Regions from separate parts of the Homo sapiens genome. Here region 2 is linked to region 1. The links are chromatin loops, found by intact Hi-C in ENCODE. Cell type or tissue: natural killer cell. All regions are shown on one strand. Each heading gives the region's core, and the rest is flanking DNA. Links, peaks and the distances in the headings are about the cores only. Region 1 overlaps ORC4 (origin recognition complex subunit 4). Region 2 overlaps MBD5 (methyl-CpG binding domain protein 5).

The links. Hi-C counts contacts between places; a loop is a spot of excess contacts. Peaks named below come from ENCODE experiments on the same cell type or tissue, not always from the same donor. Only the 100,000 strongest peaks of a DNase experiment are listed, where the experiment ranks them.
Region 2: it touches region 1 in a loop (20-fold over the local background); 24 of 110 quality-filtered maps call a loop at or near these places.

What each region holds. Positions count from the first base shown.
Region 1 is chr2:147,984,973-147,993,318 of GRCh38, reverse strand. The region is part of intron 1 of ORC4 (origin recognition complex subunit 4); the gene reads left to right. It overlaps LOC105373674 (a long non-coding RNA gene), which reads right to left. Exons shown (of 5, transcript XR_007087258.1): 3 at 5,011-5,136; 4 at 3,148-3,278; 5 at 84-342. Among named protein-coding and RNA genes, the nearest start is that of ORC4, 32 kb to the left of the region's middle. In natural killer cell, for the core only: CTCF peaks have their summits at 3,115 and 3,318 (motif pointing left); a DNase peak (open chromatin) is centred at 3,318.
Region 2 is chr2:148,197,975-148,206,320 of GRCh38, reverse strand. The region is part of intron 2 of MBD5 (methyl-CpG binding domain protein 5); the gene reads right to left. Among named protein-coding and RNA genes, the nearest start is that of MBD5, 180 kb to the right of the region's middle. In natural killer cell, for the core only: no CTCF peak of the experiment used is centred there; a DNase peak (open chromatin) is centred at 4,760.

The sequences.
Region 1 (8,346 bases), core at 252-8,251:
GTTGTAGCATATTGTAGGGGCCAAGAAAAAACTTCCCTTTCAGCCTCTGAAGGTTCTTTGAAAATCAGCTGAAAAAAGGCAGATTAATAGGAGAAAGGGCATATGATTTTATTTGATCTTGGTGTTACGTGACATGGGAGCCTTCAGAATAAAGACCTAAAGATATAGGAGAAAACTGCCCATTGGTATGCTTAGGTTCAGCAAAGTCTGGACAGCCATATACTGAGTGGGGAAACCCAGCAAGGCCTGCCTGTCTGTATAGATTCTTCTTGGCCTCTCTGTGCAGCATTCTTTCCTTCCGGGTATGGAACAGCACCCTTTCTGGAATGGGGATCCTATGACCTACAATCAAACAGAATAGGTCAGATATGTCTTTATAGTTAGTTTTTACACAGAAAGATGAGGGCAGGGAACATTAGAGTAATATATTTAGGTTCTGTGGCTGGCTTTGGGGAAAGGGAGTTCTGGTTTCTGTGGACTACCTTGGGGACGAGGGATGGTAGTTTCAGTGGCTAGCCTCAGGAGAATGAGAGGCCAGAGACAGGAAGTTAGGAGATGGTCAGAGAGAGCTGCTTTGGAGGACTTTATTTTGGAGTATCATTTCCTTAGCCCTAGCAGTATCATACTTACATTTAAGTAAACTCAAGTCTGTAAACGTGGCAAAGGAAAAATTTATTTGAATAGTGGACAGTATTCTATTCATTATTCTTCTCAAATGAACATATACCCTGAAGTAATTGATATTGCAAGAAAGTACAGTTCTGTAATTTATGTGTAGTTTGGGGCTTTTCAAGGAAAATTTGTCTACATGTGCCTTCTCACCCACCAATTTTAGTGCCCTAGTCTTAAATCTTGTGTCCCATATAATGCAACCATCCTTCACAAAAATGATATTTTTGTCAGGGGCAGTACCTCACACTTGTAATCCCAGCTATTTAGGAGGCTGAGTCAGGAGGATTGCTTGAGGCCAGGAGTTCATGACTTCAGTGAGCTATTATCGTGCCACTGCCCTAGTTGACAGAGGGAAGCCCCATCTCTTAAACCAAAAACAAAAAAAAGTTTTCGTTGATTCAAGTGTCTGTCGCCCTTATACTATTTATCCATCCAATTAAACACATTAGCTTGGATTCACAAGCTTAAATCCTGAAGGTAGCCTACTTCCATGTGCTCAGAGAACATAGACTACTGTTGATCACTATAATATTTAAGATGTAGTTATGTCAGTGCCAGTAAGATCATATAATGCATTTCCAAAGCTTCTAAAGGATTTCTAAATACGTTGCAAATTTGTGTTAGTTCTTTTGTTAGCCTATATAATTCAGAAGTAAATGCATTTTAAGACGTATACTTTAAAGAAGTCCTCCAACTAGTATTTCTTTTTTATTCATTCATCAACACTACTGCAGAATTGATACTTTGTATCATTTACAAGGTGTATTCCATGGTTAATAATCAAAACAACTGTAGTAATGTCTTTTTTTCATTTTGTGAGACGGAGTCTTGCTCTGTCTTGCCCTGGTTGGAGTGCAGTGGTGCAATCTCCGCTTACTGCAGCCTCCGCCTCCCCGGTTCAAGCGATTCTCCTGTCTCAGCTTCCCGAGTATCTGGGATTACAGGTACGCACCACGACACCTGGCTAATTTTGTATTTTTAGTAGAGACGGGGTTTCACCATGTTGTCTAGTCTGGTCTCAAACTCCTGAACTCAGGTGATCCACCCGCCTCAGCCTCCCAAAGTGCTGGGATTACAGGTGTGAGCCACCATGCCCGGCCAACTGTAGTAATTTCTAAATGTCTTTCTTTACTGAACATATCATAGTATTAACTCTCTGATTATCCTTCTGGGGGTTGTTTATTTCATAACTATTTACCTCCCATGTTCTTGAAAACAACTTTATTGGCTTATTCATGAATATCAAGGCTCTAATAGGTACTTTATAAAGTAAGTACACTTATTAAAAGATATATATGTATGGGGTGCAGTGGCTCACGCCTGTAATCCCAGCAGCACTTTGGGAGGCTGAGGTGGGCGGATCACCAGGTCAGGAGTTCGAGACCAGCCTGGCCAATATGGTGAAACCCCATCTCTACTAAAAATACAAAAATTAGCCGAGCGTGGTGGCGCATGCCTGTAATCCCAGCTACTCAGGAGGCTGAGGCAGGAGAATCGCTTGAACCCTGGAGGTGGAGGTTGCAGTGAGCTGAGATGGTGCCACTGCACTCCAGCCAGGCGACAGAGTGAAAGTCCAGCTCAAAAAAAAAAAAAAAAGATATATATGTATATACGTTTATATTCATATGTGTGTATATATATGTATGTGTGGTTGTGTGTGTCTGTGTATATATGATTCCAGACATACTGCCATGTACTAGTGAAGATTACTGAAATTCAGAGGTTAGAGAGAACATGGCTTTTCTGGAGAATTGCAAGCCTTTTCAATTATTTAATCAGTTTAAGTACCAAGACATTATAAAATATTTTTCTTCATTTTAATATCAATGAGAAAATATCATGGCATCATATTACTTAACTAAAGGTTATCAAACCTTGGAATCATTTAATCTGAATGTGTCCTTAAGTAAATTGTGTCCTTTTAATATTCACTGGCAACAAATGAGGAGGAAAAAAAGATTTTACAAAACTGTCAGTAATTACCATGGTTTATTCACCTGTGGTCCAAAAGTTGATTTGTGTGGAATTATTCTTCAGCTCTGGAGAACTCAAGGAAACATCTCACCAGAGGCTGTGCCCCAACTTGATATAGATAGCATTTTTGAGCTGATCTCTTTAGGAAGAACTAACAGAGTTTACTTATTTTCTAACTTGGAATATATATCAGTATTGGCCCTTATTTCTCCCCACACTCAACCATTCTTTTAACTCTATTTTAATCTTTACCTCTGTACAAACAATCCAACTGGGGGAGAAAAAAGAATGAAAACTAATTCTGATGGACTGAAAAACAGCTTAAATGTATTTTTCTTGCCTCAGTTTCATCTCAAAGGACAGTAACAAAACATGGAAACCACCTTCAAATTTCTCCTAAAATACCTTTCATTTTACGTTATTTGACTGTTTAGCTAGCAAATCAAGAACATTTTATCGAACTGAAGAGAGGCAAAGTTCTGAAATTTTGTCCATACTTACCTATCTTTGAGAAATGTCAGCCGTGTGAAGTTAGGTCCTAGGTAAACAGTAATAGAATTTGTATTTTAACTTTTTTCTAATAAAGGGAGTGGGGTAGTGGTATTGTTTTCGGTGTTTTCTTCTGCCACCATCTGGAAAGAAAGCAGTATTAAACATCTTTTTAATTTACTAAGAGTTCTTTTCACAAAGTAATGCCCCCATCTGCTGGAGCTGTAAGGTTTTGCCTCAAAGTAAGGGTATTAGAGAAAATAATACATGATCATTTGTGTATTTTTGAATTATATTTTCTAGTCTCATCCACTAATTTTACCAAGGTTTTTGTAGGAGTTGTTAGCCAATTTCATCTTCTCTTGATGTGTTAGTTCTTATTCCAAACTAAGAAAAACTTGATATAAATTAGTGTTCTTGGAAAGTGGTGCATGGTTTTTGTTTCTTGTTGTTGTTGTTCCTATTGTTGTTGTTTTTGAGATGAGTCTCGCCCTATTGCCCTGGTGGGAGTGCAGTGTTGGCGATCTTGGCTCACTGCAACCTCCGCCTCCTGGGTTCAAGCAGTTCTCCTGCCTCAAGTCTCCTGAGTAGCTGGGATTACAGGCACGTGCCACCACACCTGGCTAATTTTTGTATTTTTAGTAGAGATGGAGTTTCACCATGTTGGCCAGGCTCGTCTCAAACTCCTGACCTCAAGTGATCTGCCCACCTCAGTCTCCCAAAGTGCTGGTATAACAGGTGTGAGCCACTGCGCCCAGCCGAAAAGTGGTATGTTTTTATATTTTTAACAAATGGGTATGAGAAAACAAAAAATGCTCAGAACAGTCTGAGCTCTGAGGTATGCAGGCCCAGAGAGATGTGAGTAGTATGGGACTTCAGTTATGCCCCCATACTCCACCCCAACTCCCTACCCCCTGCCACTCTGTAGCCAATGGATAGTTTGTTATTTTAATGTAGATTCTTGGTGAACAACTCAGAGCGTGCCTTTTTATTTTTCTTTTTCTCTTTAAAAATCTACTTGTTACTGCTGCTAATGAGCATATTCAGGGCAACTTGAATTTATGCTCCTTGGTTGCAACCCTCAAGCTTGGCTCAAATGAACTCTCTATGTATGTTATTAATTTTGCCTCAACTTCTTTCCTTTTAGGTCAACACATATAAAACTTACATTATTTACAGAAATATTTGTGAATAGAATAAAAAGTTATGTTTATAAATGTTTTAAGTGTATAGATATGAGAATTTTTATAGGTAACACCTAATTTTTGGCTATAAAATCAGTGTTGGAAACATTTTCAAAATGCCCTATAACACAAATTTCTTCTAAAAAGCAGTTTCTTTCCTACTTTTATTTTAAAATTCCAGATGAAGTAAATCTTTTTTTTTTTTTTGCTTTTTGTTTTTTATTTACTAAGCAGCATGCTGTTGACAGGCAGCCATTTTTCATTCCAGGAAAAAGCTGCAGTTGGAACAGCTGAGATTATTTCACTTACATTTTAAAAATAATAACATCTTTAAATTCAGCAAGTGAGGCTGGGCGTGGTGATTCAGGCCTGTAATCCCAACTGAGGCCAAGGTGGGTGGATCACTTGAGGTCAGGAGTTCGAGACCAGCCTGGCCAACATGGTGAAACCCCCATCTCTACTAAAAATGCAAAAATTAGCCAGGCATGGTGGCACATGCCTGTAATCCCAGCTCCTATCTCCTGAGGCAGGAGAATAGCTTGAACCCAGGAGGCGGAGGTTGCAGTGAGCCAAGATTGCAACCTTGCACTCCCACCAGGGCGACAGAGCGAGATTCTGTCTCAAAAAAAAAAAAAAATTCAGTAAGTCAGCTGGATTCAGTAATGTCTCCAAACTGGATTCATATACCTACATTGTGTATTAATGAGCTGACAGTAAATGAATATGTGATGGTGCCACTCGGAACCCCTTCTTGTTATTGATCTTGAACTCTTCCCTTTCCTTAGGGCGTCTGGGTTGAGTAACATGACTTGACCTGCTGATACAGAGACCAAGTAAAATTTGTCAATGTATATATTAAATATTAGTTAAGTTTAATTTAGCTCTTATTTTTTGGATAGATATTTATAGGTAAACATATTACAATACTTTCTTTTTTTTTTTTTTTTGAGACAGAGTCTCGCTCTGTTGCCCAGGCTGGAGTGCAGTGGCTCTATCTTGGCTCACTGCAAGCTCCGCCTCCCGGGTTCACACCATTCTCCTGCCTAAGCCTCCCAAGTAGCTGGGACTATAGGCGCCGGCCACCACACCTGGCTAATTTTTTGTATTTTTAGTAGAGATGGGGTTTCATCATGTTAGCCAGGATGGTCTCGATCTCCTCACCTCATGATCTGCCCGCCTCGGCCTCCCAAAGTGCTGGGATTACAGGTGGGAGCCACTGTGCCCAGCCTACAATACTTTCTTATTCCAGAGGGTTATTTTGCACCAGCCACCTTACTGACCATTTATATGAAAGATAGGAAAAATTGTTTGTTGTTACCTCTTTGACCTGTGCTTGGACAACTTTGAAACTAAATAAATCGGACATGTTCACACCTGTTTTCTCCTTAAATGCTTTTTTTTGGGTACACAGTGTTACAGCTCCTGGCGTCGTAATTACTAGTAAGATGCTCATAATACTAGAGTACTTTTGATTATCCAGCTGAGGTACATGGTTCTTTTTCTTAAACAATTTGATCCACTAATTCTTATTTTTGTTTTTTACCTTATGGTAGCTGTAGAAAAAATAATTTAAAATATGTTACTTTTTGTGTGTGTGTGTGTGTGTGTATATATATACACACACACACACACATATATATATCTATATATGGAAAGTTCTTGTTCTTTTAAATGACAAATATTATGAAATAGAGCCCATTTTGGTTGAAAAAGTATGTGTGTGTGTAGGCAGGCCACATTTTTAACCTAATAAAAATTATAGGAATTGCTGGACTTTAGATATTTATTAAACCCAAGAGATTTTTTTTTTTTTAAAGATCTCAATCTTAGGTTAAAAAAAGTTTCAAGCTGCTCAAGGTGTTGACCCAGCTACTTAGGAGGCTGAGACGGAAGGATCTCTTGAGCCCAGGAATTCAAATCCAGCTTGTGCAATACAGTGAGACCCTGGGTCTAAAAAAAAAATAGTTTTAAGTTCCTTTTTTACACTTCATGTTTTAAGTTTAGACATTTTCTTTCTACTCTGAAGAATGAAATTAGCAACCGTATGCATTCATGCCACTTTTTTTTCATTTTTTTGTTGAATGATTATTTTCACTGTGTAACGACTTATGTTTCCACCTGCTACTATAATTATTTACCTTTTTTTGGTTTTAGTTTTTTATTTTAGTGGATTCAAAGGTCACTAGTGTGTGTGTGTGTGTGTGTGTGTATGTGTGTGTGTGTCTGTATAAAATTGTGTTTTTAATTATGCTTTAGTTGGCTGGATTTTGTCATTGAGTTCCCCATATCCTCCTGCAACACACACACTCCACACAAGGCTTTATTGGCTCTGTGTACTAAATAAGTTCATTCTTATTTGATAAGGCTATACCTGTTACCTTTATATGTGAGTGACATCTTTGCTAGGTATGAGTCTTGGTCTCTCTCTCAGAACTTTGTAGATATTATGACACCATATTTTAGCATTTTTTTCTCCCTTGTAGGTGTTTTTCAGGCTGAGTCCCAGTGAATTCTTTTTTTTAGGCTTGAAATTTAATAATTGAATTACAGTTTTTATCAGTTTTCTTCTTTTCATATTTGATACATTGATGAGAGTTTAGGAGATTTTATTGATGCAAGTATAGCTTTTAAGAGTGAGGTTAAAGTTAGGAACTATGGAGAACTCCTGTAGAATTTTCTAGGCTTGTTTATTATTAACTTGTCTCTTTGTTTAGTTACTGCTAAAGTATTTCTGTTTAACAGTTTTTTGTTTTGTTTTATTAGAGGAGAAAGATTCTCTGATTCCATTTTTTACCATTTTATCTGCACAATTCCTAATTAAAATTCCAGAGTTTCTGTACGAAACATGTATTCCTTTTTAGCGATGGGAAGAAAGTTTATGATCTTAAAAATAAAGATGTGTACAGAAAAAAATACAAATTGTACACATAGACATTCAAAGAGAAGTGAATTGTTGGTATTGAACATCTGTTATAATAACCGTGTTCTTTCAGAATGTATTCCTCTGCTATGTTTTGTCTCCTAAAGAAAAGCCCAGTGATGATTTTGATGAACTTTCTGATGTTTGCAGGGTTTTTTTTCATGCCAGTTGAGACTAACCAACCTCTGATTGGGAGTCAATAGACCTAACAGCTACTGCTGCTGTTAAGTAAGCTATGTCATCTTGGGCAGGTCATTGTATACCATTGCTAGTCAGCAAGCAGAGAGGTATTTGGTAAATTGACCAAACTTCAAATTTGACATGAAGGACTGTCACCAGGAGTTCATCCAGGTTGCTTCTCCCACAAAGTTTAGGATTATGTTAGTCTAAAAAACAGTGATTAGAACTAACCTAAGATGAGGAGCTTAAGTTAGTTGTGCAAACTAAATGGAGGGCTTTTATGTTCTATTTCTAAGGTAGGAAAACATTTGACATCTGAATGGCTATTGAGCTATATGTAGGAATAAGTTGTTAGTGTCAGCTATTTTCTAATTCTGTCTTTAGATGTTAAGAGAGTTTACTAAGGCTGGGCACGGTGGCTCACGCCTGTAATCCCAGCACCTTGGGAGGCCGAGGCAGGCGGATCACGAGGTCAGGAAATCGAGACTATCCTGGCTAACATGGTGAAACCCCGTCTCTACTAAAAATACAAAAAATTAGCCGGGCATGGTGGCAGGCGCCTGTAGTCCCAGCTACTCAGGAGGCTGAGGGAGGAGAATGGTGTGAACCCGGGAGGTGGAGCTTGCAGTGAGCCGAGATAGCGCCACTGCACTCCAGCCTGGGCAACAGAGCGAGACTCTGTCTCAAAAAAACAAAAAAACAAAAAAAACAGAGAGTTTACTGAATAGTTATCATTATTGTTGGCCAAACAGAGTTAGTCTAAAATACATTATGCAGAATCAGTGTGGTAGACAAAGAGGCTCTGAGTGAGGGTTTGGATCTGAGGAAGGCATCATGAGAAAGAAGAGTTATAAGTACTCATGAAACCTCAAGAGCAGTAAAGGATGTACTTCATAATTTTTAGAATTTATCAACAAGCAACCCTTG
Region 2 (8,346 bases), core at 128-8,127, 210 kb before region 1:
CTTACATTAATTTTTCTCTTGGCTGATTCCCCTTAGTAAAATGTTAAATGATAATGTGACAGTGGGCATCTAACAGAAAGAATTGTTCTTCATTCTGTTATTTTGTTTTCTCTCTGTATACATATATATGCGTGTGTATATAATATATATGTCTACATATACAAGTGTGTGTGTGTCTCTCTATTTTTTTTTTTTTTGAGACAGGGTCTCACTCTTGTTGCACAAGTTGGAGTGCAGTGACGCGATCTCGGCTTGCTGCAACCTCCACTTCACAGGCTCAATCAATCCTCCCAACCTCAGCATCCCAAGTCACTGGGTCCACCAGCTAATTTTTGTATTTTTTGTAGAGCTGGGGTTTCGCCATGTTGCCCAGGGTGGTCTCGAACTCCCGGGCTCAAGTGATCCTCCCACCTCAGCCTCCCAAGTCGCTGGGATCACTGGCTGATTTTTGTATTTTTGTACAGGCAGGGTTTTGCCATGTTGCCCTGACTGTTCTCAAACTCCTGGGCTCAAGGGATACGTCTGCCTTGGCCTCCAACAGTGCTGGGATTACAGGCATGAGCCATTGCAGCCTGCCTATTTTCTACATATTTTTAAACAAAAATATCATTGGTACTGTTTATCCTATTTTTCTCCATGGGTAATTTCTCTGTATCTTTGTTCCAGTGGTTATGTTTATAATTTTATGCAACTTTGTTTTTACAAATAAACATGTAATTTATATCTGTCCTTATTTCTGTATTCAAAATCTATTAGTTCACTGTTATAAGCAATTATAATATTTGCATGCTTTCTATTACTCTGCCCTTTTTCTTTCATTCATCATATTTCAGTTAATGTTTTTCACTATTTTTCCTTGTATTGTTAAATTATGCTGATACTTTTATTTTTTGTCAGCTTTAATTGATATTCTTTGACTTCCAAGTATTAAAGATGAGAAAATTAGTCCACGCCTGTAATCCCAGCAATTTGGGAAGCCAAGGTAGGCGGATCACCTGAGGTCAGGAGTTTGAGACCAGCATGGCCAACATGGTAAAACCCCGTCTCTACTAAAAATACAAAAAAATAAAAATAAATTAGCCAGGTGTGGTGGGGGGTGCCTGTAATCCCCAGCTACTTGGGAGGCAGAGGCAGGAGAATCGCTTGAACCTGGGAAGTGGAGGTTACAGTGAGCCGAGATTACGCCACTGCACTCTAGCCAGGGCAACAGAGAGAGACTTGTCTCAAAAAAAAATAAAATAAAAATAATAAGACAATTGTAAAGACTGGGGAAAAAAAGTGGAGAAAACAGGTAGAAGTGGTATATTTTTAGGGAATATATTTTATTTTTAGGGAATTTTAGTAAACATTTTATATTTATATTTATATATAGTGTCTACATTTTGTTCTTTAGCTCTAATTCCCACATTTTAGTCTTTCTTTTACAGTTAAATCCTTTCAATGCTTGCTGACAGACCTTCTATGATAATTTTCCTGTTTATTTATATCTGATTGGCAGTAGCTCATTTTCTAAGAATGTTTTCAAAAAGTATTTCTTGAGTTCAAAACTGTCTTTATATTTGTTGAGTTCAAAACTGTCTTTAGTATTTAAACTTGAAGACATTTGGGCTAAATTTAAAATATTAAACACTTTCCTTTCTATAAGATCCTGTAGCTGTTACTCCACTGGCAACTGGTACTAAATGTTGATGTGGATAAGACAGACACAAGTCTGACTTTTTCCCCTTCTATTATTGACCTGACTATTCTTTCTTCATGTTTAATGTACAGAAATTTTATGAGGACATGTCTCAGTATTGACAGTTCTAGGTCAACTTTCCCTGGTCCATGGTATGCTCTTTCAATATGTAGATCAAAATTATATTTTAAATTATTATTGAGTCTTATCTTTAAATAATTCATTCTTTTCTACTCTTTTGGTTTTCTTTTGTGTCTTTCTCTGTCTCAGTCTATCTATATACATTCACAAAATTTTATTTCTAATCTTTTTTTTCTTTGGTTTATTTTATTCATTCTTCACATTTTAATCCACAATATTCCTTAAGGTGCTTTCCATGATGTCTAGCCTTTCTTGTGCTCCTTCCAATTTCATATTTGAAATAAATCCTTTTTTCCTAAGTTTGGCCAGCTCATAATTCATCTTCTACTATTGTTTCATGATGTCTTTTCCAGAGTCCTTGCTTTCTGGATTGTAGGTTTTTCCAACAAAGGTGATTGCTTTATTCATTTTTTCTCTTCTCTTTTCTCCCATTCTTTCCCTCTCTCCTTTTCTTTCTTCCTGAAGAAAGTTAAGCATTATATTTTCAGCAAAATTAGAGTTCAGGTTTGACCCTTATACTCTAAAATAGGCAAAAGGGGATGCAAAATTAGAAGGAGCCACATGAAAATACATGAACAGAAGCAGTCTTGGAGAAATTTATCCATGGTAAAGGGCTCTGCAGTGTAGATCCAAGAAAATGATGTCCACAATCTATTCTCTGATCGTACACATAACATACCTTATGTTGCTACAGGTATTGCTTATAATCACAAGTATGGGAACAAAGGTGAGATGAGTTGTCAGCAGAATCTTGCTAGACTCAGCTTTAGAGAAGCATAAAAGACAGGGCTACATAAAGGATCCACAGACAAGCCATCCTCATAGGAAGTATTTTGTTTCTGTTGCAGCGGAGATTACCTTCTTGTGAAGACTTGCAAAATTGCAACAATAATGTGAACCCACCCTTTCCTTGACCCTCCTTCCTAATGCACACGCACCTCTTGAAAATAGGTAGCTAGGTAAAACCATTATATTCTGTCATGAGCAACAGAAGAAGAACAGTAGTAATAACAAAGATAATTCAGGAAAAGAATAAAAAGAATAGCAAAACACACAGACATCAAGCGAGCACTAGAAAAATGTCATCAGAGTGCAAGGGAATGGGTGGAAAATTATTTTTACAGGTTTATTAGCCATTTGCATTTCTTCTCTGATAAACTGCATTTTCAGGTCTTTTATGCAAATAGGCCATCTTTCCCACATTTAATTGTTACAACTCTTTGCATGTTAAGAAAATCAGCATCTTCTTTGTTGCATGTACCAAATATTAGTTCCCAGGTTTCCTTTTAATTTCATTAGTGCCTTTTAATTTCATTTGTGAACTTTCCTAATCATTAAAAATTGTTATGGTAAAAAATTAAAAATTCATTAGTTTACAGCTTTTTTTTTTTTTTTTTGAGATGGAGTCTCGTGATGTTGCCTGGGCTAGAGTGCAATGGCGCGATCTTGGCTCAGTGCAACCTCCACCTCCCAAGTTCAAGCGATTCTCCTGCTTCAGCCTCCTGAGTACCTGGTATTACAGGTGCCTGCCACCACATCTGGCTAATTTTTTTGTATTTCTAGTAGAGACTGGTTTCACTATGTTGGCCAGTCTATTTTACAGCTTTTAAAGAGTTGCTTTTTATTATTTATTTATTTAAGAGATGGGTTCTCACTATGTTGGCCAGGTTGGTCTCGAACTCCTGACCTCAAGTGATCCTCCCACCTCAGCCTACCAAAGTGGTGAGATTACTGGCATGAACCACCACACCTGGCCTAAAGAACTGCTTTTTAAACAAAAAAGTTATTTACCATTGAAGTTACCTCTAAAAAAATCCAATATATGTTCCAAAGATGTTTTAAATTTCTCAAATCACATCAATCCCAAGTGCAAAACTCACTAATAGTTTCTCTTTGTGATTAAAATTAAACCTAAATTTTTAATTCTTTAATATGATCTATAAGCCCCTTACATTTCTGGCCTTGTAATCCCTTCAACCTCATTTCAAACCACTCTTTCTCCCACTTTCTCCATACCAGCAGACTAGATTTCTTGTTGAGCCTCAAGTACAATTGTTTTTGCTGAATCAACAGTCTTTACATTTGCTGTTCCATTCTGCTGCCTAGGTCACTCTTCTAGACATTGCTCACCACTTCCATCAACTTGGAAGTTTCTGCTTGAATATCACTACCTCAGGGAAGGCCTCCCTGACCACTTTATCAAAATAGGACTTCCAATTCCAAACCCAATTACCTTCTATCTATTTACCATGCTTTATTTTTCTCTTTAGAACATATCATATTTTGAAATTATATTATGTAATTATTTACTTGTTTATTGTTTGTCTTCCCTAATAAGGTAGTAAGCTCCATGCAGGCAAGGACTCCATCTCCTTCACTGTTTATGCCAGCTCCTAGTGATAGTGGCAGGAGGCAGTCAAATGCCTAGGCAGATAGAGGCAGGGCCAGTGAAACCCAACCTTCAAGCCAATGACAGTTTAAAGCCTAGCTACAAATCTCAGGTAAATCCAAGGACCGGACTGAGAACTTCTCTTCCTGTTTGGCATGCTTTCCTCCGATTCATCCCTACCCTTCACTTATTTTACATGTACCTACCCTTTCCTAATTTGTTTTCTACACTGTTGTGCCCCTTGAGCCTTTGTTTTAGCCTTTTTTGCATACTCACAAACCAATCAGCACACACTCCCCCAGTCTGAGCCCATAAAAGCCTCAGATCCAGCCACACTGAGAGAGAAACCACCCAACTTCAGGTGGGGGACCACTCTTGCATCCCCTCTCCACTGAGAGCTGTTTCGTCACTTAATAAAATTTTTCTCCACCCTTCTCACCCTTTGATTGTCAGCATAACCTCATTCTTCTTGGATGCAGGACAAGAACTTCGGACCGACTGAACGCGGGTACACAGAAGGCTGTAACACTGTGGCCCTCTGCCAGCAGAGGGCAGCCATCCCATATGACAAGAAGCAGCAGCAAGGCCAAGGCAGCCCTGGAGGTGCAGGCTAGAGCAGGGCAACCGGGCTGACAGAGTTGTTAAGGCGCCTCTGTCTGTCGGGCTGCAGACAATGGGACTAAAAGAGGTCATTAGCATGCTGTAACATCCCCCTCTGGGGCTTCAGGGTCGTGGGTACCCCTGCTTGGGTGTCCCTGTGTTTCCCTCGTCCGGAGACCAGAGCCCACTGTGGGAGTCACTTGCAACACACCTGGTCCAGGAACAAGCCCCATGTGGAGCCCACTCTTGTGCCAGTGCTTGGAATGGCCAGCCAGACCCTGCATTCACTGGCACACACATCTCCTCCTGCCAGGGACTGAGCACGCAGTTGCAGGAGCCGTGGGATCCATGCTGGGGGGCAAGCCAGGCATGGCCTGGTGTGTCAAGTAAACAGGGCATCTCCTGTGGCAAGCCCAGGCCTGAGCAAGGCCTGGGGAGGGGCATCATTGGCCAGAGGTCTCCGGTTGGCAAAGTAATCAAGAAAAATACTGCATCTCTAGAATAATCCCTGGCAGATGGTTGGTACACAACTTTGCTTTATTTTTAAATGAATGAATTAACAAATAAATAAATGGATCATGTTTCCAATGATGAATTTTAAAAAAAGTTTTAAAGCAGCTTTTTAAAAAAGTGCCTTAATAGGTTAAAATAAAGTATACAAAGGCCAACTATTTAGATCAGAAGAACTTCTTTAGAAGTTCTTACATTTAAAGTGTTCCTTAATGATGTGCGAAGTATTTTTAAAAGTCATCAGTATACGTATAATGTCTTTTTTTTTCTGTGTTGAAACCAGATTACATTTCTTTTTTTTTTTTTTTTTGAGATAGAGTCTCGCTCTGTCACCCAGGCTGGAGCGAAGTGGCGTGATATCGGCTCACTGCAAGCTCTGCCTCCTAGGCTCACGCCATTCTCCCGTCTCAGCCTCCCGAGTAGCTGGGACCACAGGCGCCCGCCACCATGCCCAGCTAATTTTTTTTGTAGTTTTAGCAGAGATGGAGTTTCACTGTGTTAGCCAGGGTGGTCTCAATCTCCTGACCTCATGATCTGCCTGCCTGGGGCTCCCAAAGTGCTGGGATTACAGGCATGAGCCACCGCGCCCAGCCCCAGATCACATTTCTGTTCAAAAACAACTTAAGTCTGAATTAGACTTGCTTTTAAGTGCTACATTTTTATAAAAACTGGATTGTATATCTACAAACTCTTTGAGAAAGTACCTCTATTAGATTGCAAAAACCCTGCCTCGGTGTTGCGTAGTTTCTAGTGTGGGCAGACAATAAATATGTAGATTACATATGCATTAGAAAATTTAAATCTTAGGGGGGAAAAAGAAAGCAAGGTAAGGGGGGGACTGCAATTTAAAATAGAATGGTCAGAGTAATTCTTACTGAGGAAGTAACATTTGAGCAAAAGTTTAAAGAAGGTGAGGAAACTATCAATATAGTCAAAATAATGCACTTCAGATTGAGGAGGTAATTTTAAAAGAGGATATGCAAACGATTAAGGAATTTTTCTATCATAAGATAAATGTACAGCTTCCTAAGATGATTATTTTGGAAGACTTAACATTCATTTGGATGGCATGATGTAGTAGTTTAAAAATCAAATCACTTTATTTCTTAGTCATACTTTGTATACCGCATATGATAGTTTCTTTTTGTAGAGAGACACTCATAGGATATATGTTATAGAGAGCTGGGATAATAAAGAAATCCATGACATTTATATTGAAAACAAATCTTTTCTTTTTTTTTTTGAGACAGGGTCTTACTCTGTCACCCAGGCTGGAGTACAGTGGCGCAATCTTGGCTCACTGCAGCCTCAACTTCCTGGGCTTAAGTGATCCTCCCACCTCAGCCACTAGGGTAACTTGGGACCACAGGTATAAGCCACAATGCCAAGCTATTTTTTGTAGAGATGAGGTTTCACCATCATGCCCAGGCTGGTCTCAAACTCTGGCCTCAAGTGATCCATCCACCTCGGCCTCCCAAAGTGGTTAGATTATAGACATGAGCCACCGTGCCTGGCCATCTTTTCCCTTTCAACATATTAGTTTATTCATTTTATTTGTTTATTTATTAAAGGCCACAATTTAAAGAATGACTTAGTATTGAAGTGCTGAAATGTATTAATATGAAAATTACTGTTAAAAGTCTGCCATATTATTTGCCTTTGTGATGGTTAGTTTTCTGCCCCAATTGGATAGGCTAGAGTACCCGGTTATTCAGTTAAACAATACTGGGGTTAATACCTACAATCAGCTGACTTTAGGTAAAGGAGATTATCTTCCACAATCTGAATGAGCCTCATCTACTCAGTTGAAAGGCCTTAAGAGCAAAGCTGAGATATACTTGAAGAAGAAATTTTGCTTCAAGACTGCAGGATCAGCTCCTGCCCGAGAGTTTTCAGCCTGTGGCCTTCCTTACAAATTTAATACTTGCCAGTCCCTTAGTTGCTTAAGCCAATATCTTGAAATAAATTTCTATAAATGTACATATACATGCATAAATACATATATGATATATTCATATATATATAATATACACAGATATATACATATACACATACATACATATACACATACATACATATATATATTCCCCCCTACTGTTTCTCTGGAGAACCCTGAACAATACAATCCTCCTCTTAGACCAGATTAGAAGCTACTCTAGGAAAGTCATCATGTCCTCTTATGATCCCTGTGTTTAATATAGCTCATAGCACGATGCTTTCTTGATGGAATAATTTATAGAAGAATATTTTAATTTCATAGGTAGATGGAATGTACTTTTAACCATTAAGAAGCAGAAGTTATCATATGAACATTTATAAGCTTTTTTCCTTGCCATTTCATTATAAATATTTATAACTTTCATAGAATGAAATCAAAAGATAAGAAAAATGACAATAAAAAATAAAACAAAGTGCTTATATCTAATATATATGATGAACTTACTATGAAAACATGTAAAAATCACTGTAACTCATCTATAGGAGAAAACCTAGACTTATTTATTGTTCTTTATATATTATGATATCATAATATATAAAACCTCACCAAATGCTTTATGTACATTATTTCCTTTACTCCTTGTAACAACCTGAAACAGGTAATTTTTGTATTCCCATTTACAGAGGAAGCCAATGCACAGAGACATTGAGAAACAAAGGTAGAAATTTGGTGGTAGAGTTGTCTTGGGACCATTAGAACTCAGGTAGTTGTGGTGATAAACATGTTGGATCTACAGACACATACGAAGGCAATAAAAAAGATGCAATCTTGATAGACATTAAATTCAAATCAAAACAATTATATTTCCATTTTATGTTTTAGTGAAAAAAAGAGGAAAATGTTAATAGCTATCAAGACTCTGGAGAAAAAATCTGTATTGATTATGGCATTCATAAGTTAGTGTAGCCAGTCATTAAGAATTTCACTTTGGGAGGCTGAGGCGGGGAGATCACCTGAGGTCAGGAGTTTGAGACCAGCCTGGCCAACATGGTGAAACCTCATTTCTACTAAAAACACAACAATTAGCTG